Linked DNA regions of Homo sapiens: region 1 is linked to region 2. Evidence: read pairs that join two places in POLR2A ChIA-PET (ENCODE). Cell type or tissue: MCF 10A. All regions are shown on one strand. Each heading gives the region's core, and the rest is flanking DNA. Links, peaks and the distances in the headings are about the cores only. Region 1 has its middle 47 kb from the start of UBTD2. Region 2 overlaps STK10 (serine/threonine kinase 10).

Region 1 (4,396 bases), core at 220-4,219, 200 kb before region 2:
TTGGGGTGGGAAATGCAGCCACATTTGGGCCGCAGAGACTGCCCAAGCCATCTGCTCCTGGGAGGTGGAGCACACTGCCTAACGTTTTACTACTTTCCCAAAGGCAGTGCCCAAGCAAAATCAACCCCAGTGTGGAGCCTCCTTGTTCCCAGGTGACTAACAGGACACCACCACCCCACCTTCCTAAGGAGAGAAGAAAACCAGCAGAGTCCCCGAACAAAAGAACTTGGAGGGAAGGGATATACATGCAATATTCATGCTTCTTTAGAGGAAACAATATAACAACCTTCTTGCAGACCTTGCTTAGGAATAATGGTCATTAATATATTAATCTGTGTCCCCATTAGAAGGAGAAAAACAGAAGGTGTGGTGGCTCACCCGTAATCCCAGCACTTTGGGAGGCCAAGGCAGGAGGATCTGTTGAACCCAAGAGTTTGAGACCAGGCTGGGCAACATAGCAAGACCTTTCCTCTACTCAAAGTTTAAAAAAAAAAAAAAAGTAGCCAGGTGTGGTGGTGCACACCTACAGGCCCAGCTACTTGGGAGGCTGAAGTGGGAGGATTGCTTGAGCCCAGGAGTTCAAGGCTGCAGTGAGCTGTGATCGCACCACTATGCTCCAGCCTGGATGACAGAGCAAGACTGTGTCGCAAAAAAAAAAAAAAAGGAAGGAAAAAGTCATGCGGTGTTCTGGGCCCCCATAGGAGCAGGTTCACCCAAGTTCTTGCAAACCAAGAGTGCTTAATCATAACAGGACTGGCAATGGTATGGGCTTTCCGGCTGGGGCTGGAGGGGCATCCGCCTCATGGGATGGGACGGCAATGGGACCATGATCAGGGACCAAACCTGGCTTTCTCTTTGCAGTCTACTTGCCCTCTCACTACATTTCTGTCCCGTGACCTTCCTTCAGGTCTCACCTGGAAGTGTCACACTCGCCATTCCCTATCATATTGTTTTTTGTTTTGTTTTGTTTTTTGAGACAGAGTTTCACTCTTGTCACCCAGGCTGGAGTGCAATGGCGCAATCTTGGCTCACTGCAACCTCCACCTCCCAGGCTCGAGCGATTCTTGTACCTCAGCCTCCTGAGTAGCTGGGATTACAGGTGTGTACTGCCAGCTAACTTTTGTATTTTTTATGGAGACAGGGTTTCACCATGTTGGCCAGGCTGGTCTCGAACTCCTGACCTCAGGTGATCCGCCCGCCTTGGCCTCCCAAAGTGCTGGGATTACAGGCATGAGCCACCGTGCCCAGCCCCGTCATACTGTTTTAACCACGCCAAACATGATCCAGCTGCCTCACCCTCTCATACCTGCAAACACTCCCTCATCTAAGGTGAGTTTCTGAGTCCAAGATTACCATCACGGGGGCACGCTTCTCCAAGTCCTTGGTCTTCAATGTCCATTCCTTCTCTCATTCAGTATTATTTGGGCCACATGAGATTCTTCAGCGTCTTGCAACTCACGCTTCCTAATCAATGGCTCTCAAATTTTAATGACCTTAATGATTCACCAGGGAGCTTGTCGAAAGACAGATTCCTCAGCTTCACTCCCTAAAAGTCAAACTCAGCAGGAATCAGCATCCTGAGAAATCCATTCTGAGGAAATAATCCGCATGCTCCACCCTGAGAAATGGCCGGGCTTTGCACCTTACCTGGTATAGTCTACATGTTCAAAAATTATATTCTGTGCTATTATTATTATTACCATTTATTTTTATTTTTATTTTTTTGGACAAGAGTCTCGCTCTGTCGCCCAAGCTGGAGTGCAGCGATGCAGTCATGGCTCACTGCAGCCTCTGCCTCCCGGGTTCAAGCGATTCTCCTGCCTCAGCCTCCTGAGTAGCTGGGATTACAGGCGTGGGCCACCATGCCAAGCTAATTTTTGTATTTTTAGTAGAGACAGGGTTTCACCATGTTGGCCAGGCTGGTCATGAACTCTGGTCCTCAAGTGATCCACCCACCTTGGCCTCCCAAAGTGCTGGGATTGCAGGCGTGAGCCACCGCGCCCAGCCAGGATCTAACTTTTACTGAGTACATGCTAATAGTTGAGAAGTTTATAGATGTTATCTCTTTTAATCTTCACTACAGTTCTTACAGATAGGAAATATTACATCCATTTTATGGGTGAGGAAATTAACAGTCTGAGAGATTAATTTACCCATGGCCACAGCTAGTAAGAGGATGAACTTGGGCATCTGAGCCCCTTACCATAAGTTCCCGAATCTATAATCTTCCCACTTAGCATTTCCCAAAATGTTTTTCAGAACAAATGTCGATAGGAATTTGGAAATAAGTGTTCTGAAGGTACATTAGTTTGAGAACTGCTGTTTAAAGTCTATTGCAGGACTTCTTATGTAAGCATAATCAGCCTCTTACATACTAGTGTGCAATGTGAATGTCTGAGAGGGGGTTTACTTACACTGGGTTTCTCAAATGTATTTGACTGTGATACCATTCACAGAGCATCTATCAGGGGCAACGTTTCATGTAATAAACTCTGGAAAATGTCCAATTTTAAATTTCAGCTCTGCCTTGCATTCTACCTGAACCATAATGCCTGTCTAACCTTAGCCACATCCTTCACCCAAATTCTGTTTGTAACTCACTGCAACAGAGAGCTGCTCACTGACTTCAAGCTTTCCTACTTGCTATTGCTCTACCTTGGAGTTGTCTGTAAGGATTTTCCCATACAAATTGAGCATCCCAAAATATAAAGACCCAAAATTGAAATACTCCAAAATCTGAAGCAATGGCATGACATTCAAAGGAAATCCTCAATGAAGCACTCAGATTACAGATTTTTTGATTAGGAGAGCTCAACCGGTGTGTATTCTGCAAGTATTCCAAAATATGAAAAAAAATTGATACCCACAACACTTCTGGTCCTAAGCATTTTGGATAAGGGAAACACAACCCGCAGTGAGATTGCCACATATAGGAAACTTCAGAAAACAGCCACCAGGCAGGGAATTTTTCTATCTCCTAAACACGTTTTCCTTTAGAGACTTGTAAATTAATGGCAGTGTACAGAACATACATATTTTATTAATAAGGCCCAGGTTCATCCCCTCTTAAGATCCAGGAGGCTGGCCGGGCACAGTGGCTTACGCCTGTAATCCCAGCACTTTGGGAGGCCGAGGCGGGCGGATCACGAGGTCAGGAGATCCAGACCATCCTGGCTAACACAGTGAAACCCTGTCTCTACTAAAAATACAAAAAATTAGCCGGGCGTGGTGGCGGGTGCCTGTAGTCCCATCTACTTGAGAGGCTGAGGCAGGAGAATTGCTTGAACCCGGAAGGCGGAGCTTGCAGTGAGCCGAGATCGCGCCACTGCACTCCAGCCTGGGTGACAGAGCAAGACTCCATCTCAAAAAAAAAAAAAAAGAATAACAAAGATCCAGGAGGCCCAGATCCTACAATAAACTATGTCCTCATTCCCTTCCAGCTGCGTGAAACTTGGCCTCCAATACTTCTACAGTATAGTACAGAATAGTGAACTTCAGTTTTCATTGCATACCCCTCAATAAAAATGTTAATATGTGACCAGGTGCAGTGGCTCATGCCTGTAATCCCAGTACTTTGGGAGGCTGAGGTGATCGGATCACTTGAGGTGAGAAGTTCGTGACTAGCCTGACCAACATGGTGAAACCTCATCTCTACTAAAAATACAAAAAAACTTAGCTGGGCATGGTGGCACGTGCCTGTAGTCCCAGCTACTCAGGAGGCTGAGTCAGGAGAATCATTTGAACCGGGAAGGTGGAGGTTGCAGTGAGCTGAGATAGCACCACTGCACTCCAGCCTGGACAACAGAGCAAGACTCCATCTCAAAAAAAAAAAAAAATATATATATATATATATATATATACACACACACACACATACATATATATACGTATATGTATATATGTATATATATGTGTGTATCTATACATGTTAACATGTACAAAATACATGGATTAATAAATAAATGTCATGTACAATATTGTTACGTGGGAAACTCTTACATACACCCATGCTTGGTTTGTTCCCTTCCATGTGAATGGAGCTGCAATCACAGTAAGGCTCCAGCTCTCTCTCTCCCTGGGAAAGAGTGACTGATATTTAGGGGAGCAGGAAGCAGGTATGCACAGCTCAGCCTCTCTCCTACTAGGGATCAGATGGCCCAGGGACGCATATTCCACTGGGCCCCTAGCTGTGGGAGGAGGCCTGTGCCTGGGTCAGTGAGCGTGTCTTAATTCTTGGATTCAAGCTTGAGACACCATGACTGCCAGGCACCACACCTAAGCCAGATTCTCCCACGGCCCTCTCAAGAATAAAGCTAACATTTTGTTCTCTATCTCTCAGATCCCACTCTCTCAGTTAATTCTGAACTCAGGGGAGGAGAACAGGGAGCTATTTATT
Region 2 (4,396 bases), core at 238-4,237:
GGCGTGTGCCACCACACCTGGCTAACTTTTGTATTTTTATTAGAGACAGGGTTTCACTATGTCGGCCAGGCTGTCTCAAACTCCTGACCTCAGGTGATCCACCCACCTCAGCCTCCCAAAGTGCTGGGATCACAGACGTGAGCCACCGTGCCCAGCCTTGTTCATGTTTTTAATTCTGAGCATTCTAGCATGTGTGAAGTGGTATCTCATTTTGGTTTTGATTAGTGTTGCCCTAATGACTAGTAATGTTGAGCATCTTTTCATATGCTTAGTGGCCATTTGTACATCTTCTTTGGAAAAACATCTATTCAAATCTTTTGCCTATTTTAAGATTGGGTTATTTGCTCTTTTATTTTTGAGTGCTATGAGTTCTTTATGTATTCTGGATACTAGTCCTTTATCAGATATATGATTTGCAAATATTTTCCATTTGTGGGTTACTTTTTCTTTTTCTTTTTTTTTTTGAGATAAAGTCTTGTTCTTTCTCCCAGGCTGGCGTGCAGTGTCACAATTATTGCACGCTGCATTCTCGACCTCCCAAGCTCAAATGATCCTTCCACCTCAGCCCCCCAAGTATCTGGGACCACAGGTGTGTGCCACCATACCCCGCTAATGAAAATTTTTTTCCTTTTTTTTTTTTTTGTAAATATGAGGTCTCCCTATGTTGCCCAGGCTGGTCTCAAACTCCTGGGCTCAAGTGATCCTCCCATCTCAGCCTCCCAGAATGCTGAGATTACAGGCGTGAGCCATTGTACCCAGCCTTTACTTTCTTGATACTGTCCTTTGATGCACAAATATGTTCAATGTTGATGAAGTCCAGGGTATCTATTTTTTCTTTGGTTGCTTGTGCTTTTGGTGTCATTTTTGTCCATCTGGTCTTTTACTAACCCCCATATACCCTTTGACACATATTTAGAGGTCCTCAAAATTTTTATTTAAAGATGGGAGGATATGGAAATATTTTTTTAAAAAACTCATTGAAACAGACTGCAGTACGGTCTTTAATAATGAAGATCCCCAAAGCTTCTGTGTGAATACTCAGGGCTTCTCAAACCATCTCTTGGTAAAGGCTGATGAGGATGATCATACATCCTACCAAAGCCCCTCACTCTTTGGTTTGAGGCAAGATAAAAAGGAACACTGGTGATGAAATTTAGGATAACAAGGAGCATAAAAGAGGCAGTACTTCTGCCAGTTTGCCCCCAAGTTTCTCTACCAACATCTTACAGTGCCTTTTGTTAAGGGGAGGACAGATGTGGTCCCAGGGTCCAGGCCTCTTGCTCTTATAAATTCCCATTGAGCAGTAGTTCTCAAAGTGTGACCAGGGGTCCAGCAACAGCAGCAGCATCTGAGCACTTGTTGGAAACCAGATTCTTGGACCTTGCTTCAGACCCACTGAATCAGAAGCTCTGGAGTGGGACCCAGTGATCTGTTTTAACAAGCACTCTGCTGAACGTTCAAGTTGGAGAGCCGTTGGTGTAGCATTTTCAGCTGGTACAACCTGGAGTCTGCCACCTGGAGAGTGTGGTTACTCATCATCTCCTGCCAAGCGTGGGATCAGGTACTTTTGGTAACAAGTGACAGCAAACCTTAAACTAACCTACTAAACAGCGCAGAAATTAATTCGTTTGCATATTCTGCCTAAAAAGTCAGTAGGGAGCAGGCTTGTTCTCCGTTTTCCTGTGATTCTCTCTGTCTTCCTCTGTGTATTAGCTTTGTCTTCACACCCACTTCTCTCGTGGTTGCAACATGGTTTCCTGCAACCATCAGAGTTGTGTGCTTCCTAATTAGCTCCAGAGTGAGACGACGTGGCATTCCACACCATCAAGCACAACTCACCAGCTTAGCTCTGATGACACCAGCCCTGAGTCAGGGCACGAGGCAGAAAATTTTCCTGACTGGCTTAGCACCCTGCTTCTACCCCTCCCTTGCAGGGGATGAGTAAGTCCTACCCAGTTCTCATGGCTATTTCACAAAGGGGAAGGAAGACATGGTGTATGTGGAGGGGGAGGTAGCCATGGTGCCCAGGACATCAGGACTCATGAAATGGCCTCTTCGCTGTTTGTCCCCAACCCACTGTTTTTTCCTTAATAATGCATCTAGAGGGATCTTTCCAAAGCAAAAGCCTGTCTACAACACCTCTTGCTTAAACCCTTTGGTGTATCTCCCCAGACACACACGCACACACGCACACACAGCTCTCCAGATTAGGTTCATACTTTGAGATGTTCAAGTTCTAGTTCTAATTGACCTCCAGCCTGCTGGATTCCCATCCTTTGGAACCCCATGGAATGCTCCGCCATTACCCGCTTCCACGCTTTTCCCTGCTGCCCCACCTCTGCTTCTGTGTTCTGCCAGGAGTGCCTTTACCCTTCCCCACGTGGTAAATTCACCCTTCAAAACTCAGCCTGGATATCTGCTTCCTCTGGGATAGCTCTAAGGCAGGTTAATGACCGTGTCCACAGGCTTCTGGGTTACATAGTCACCGTGTGCCTGCACCACTCATTTCTATATCTCCCTCAGCTGGTGATTTTGGGGCAGGGACCTGTTTGATTCTCCCTGGGTCCTCAGTCCCCAGGCTTGCCACGCACTAGGAGCTCAGATAGTGTTTGTTGATCACATACTACTTTTGTGTCCCCTACTGTTGCCTAGCAAAGTAGGGCCCCTGGTAGACACTCAGTTTATAATGATCAATGCATTAAACTGACCACAAATCTCAGTTCTTCAGGTCCTAGGAAAACCGTGAGCCACCTGCAAATATAGGCTGCTTATGCCCTTGACAGGTTCAGGGAATCCGTCCTTTTAGCACTGGGGCGGTTTCACTTTGGACTTGATCAGGGCTTAGAGGCCTTTAGCTTTCCGATCCTGAGGAGCCTCCCTTTATCCAGGAAGCAGGGGACTGGACCACTGGGACCTTCATCACGGGTGGGCACGGATTCCCCATCCCAATCAGAAGAATAGCTGTATCTGTAGCAGTAGGTTATTCTAGGCCAGTTCTTTCCATTAAAAAAAAACTAAAGCCCCTAGGTTGAATTAAAAAAATTAAAAAAATTAAAAATTTAAAAGTCATGTTTATTTCTAATATACAATTTGATAATACATATTTATTGAATATAATACATAAAAGTACAAACTACCTGTAATCCTCCTATGGGTTTTGTGCTTCCAGTCTTTTTTCTAAGCATGCATATGTAGTAATTTCCTAAAGCATTGAGATTATTATTTTATTCATATTTATTACCATCGTCTCAGTGCATTTTATGCTGCTATAACAGAATACCTGACACTGGGTAATTTGTAAACAATAGAAATTTATCTAGCTCATGGCTCTGGAGGCTGGGAAGTCCAAGGTTGAGGGCCCTGCATCTGGCGAGGGCCTTCTTGCCATCGTGGAAGGTGGAAAGAGCAAGAGGGCATGCAGGAGAGAGCCAGCAACTGAACTCACAGCCTCTAGCCCTTTTATAATCAGCACTAATTCATTCATGAGGGTGGAGCCCTCATGGTCTAAACACCTCCCATTACTGTTGGTCCCACCTCCCAACACTGTTACATTGGGGATTAAGTTTCCAACACATGCCTTTTGGGAGATACATTCAACTATTATTTTATCTGTTACTGTTGAGACTATTGTTTTATTAATTAAACCCCATGTATTTCTGCAAAAAGCCCTGACAAGTTTATAATACCAATCCCCTGTAGCCCTCCTGCCACTGATAAGCTGAAGGTAAAAATGTTAAGACCCAGATACTAAAAAAAGCAAGTAAGGCCTGGGAGTCAAACCAAAGCTGAGGAACTTAACCCAGAGCTTCCCAGCAGCCAAGGCAAAAAAATAAATAAATAAAAGGGAAGCTCAAGGGGTTGTGGAGCTCTTGAACTAAAGAAGAGGAAGCAAGCCAGGTTGTCAGAATGCACGAGCTTTCCTGGTGCTGACCTCTGGAGAGGGCACAGGGACGTTGTATAAGAGTGTTGTGTAAGGGACAGTTTCACTGAAAGATGCAGGAACTGCCTGGGTTTGGTCACTTCTCATACTGACTCTTAAGAATAGCTGATGACAGGCCAGGCGCGGGGGCTCACGCCTGTAATCCCAGCACTTTGGGAGGCTGAGGCAGGCAGATCGCGAGGTCAGGAGATCGAGACCATCCTGGCTAACACGGTGAAACCCTGCCTCTACCAAAAAATACAAAAAATTAGCCGGATGTGGTGGCGGGCGCCTGTAGTCCCAGCTACTCGGGAGGCTGAGGCAGGAGAATGGCGTGAACCTGGGAGGCGGAGCTTGCAGTGAGCCAAGATCGCGCCACTGCACTCCAGCCTGGGCAACAGAGTGAGACTCTGTCAAAAAAAAAAAAAAAAAAAAACAGCTGATGGCATGTCCATAACTTTTAGTTCTCAAAAATAA

Evidence for each region. ChIA-PET counts read pairs that join two places held together with the same protein. Peaks named below come from ENCODE experiments on the same cell type or tissue, not always from the same donor. Only the 100,000 strongest peaks of a DNase experiment are listed, where the experiment ranks them.
Region 1: POLR2A ChIA-PET joins it to region 2 with 5 read pairs; 2 of 35 experiments call an interaction of 5 or more read pairs at or near these places.

The regions. Positions count from the first base shown.
Region 1 is chr5:172,328,524-172,332,919 of GRCh38, reverse strand. It overlaps a transcript of SH3PXD2B not described here. Among named protein-coding and RNA genes, the nearest start is that of UBTD2, 47 kb to the right of the region's middle. In MCF 10A, for the core only: no CTCF peak of the experiment used is centred there; no DNase peak of the experiment used is centred there.
Region 2 is chr5:172,130,992-172,135,387 of GRCh38, reverse strand. All of the region lies in intron 2 of STK10 (serine/threonine kinase 10), which reads left to right. Among named protein-coding and RNA genes, the nearest start is that of STK10, 55 kb to the left of the region's middle. In MCF 10A, for the core only: no CTCF peak of the experiment used is centred there; a DNase peak (open chromatin) is centred at 1,867.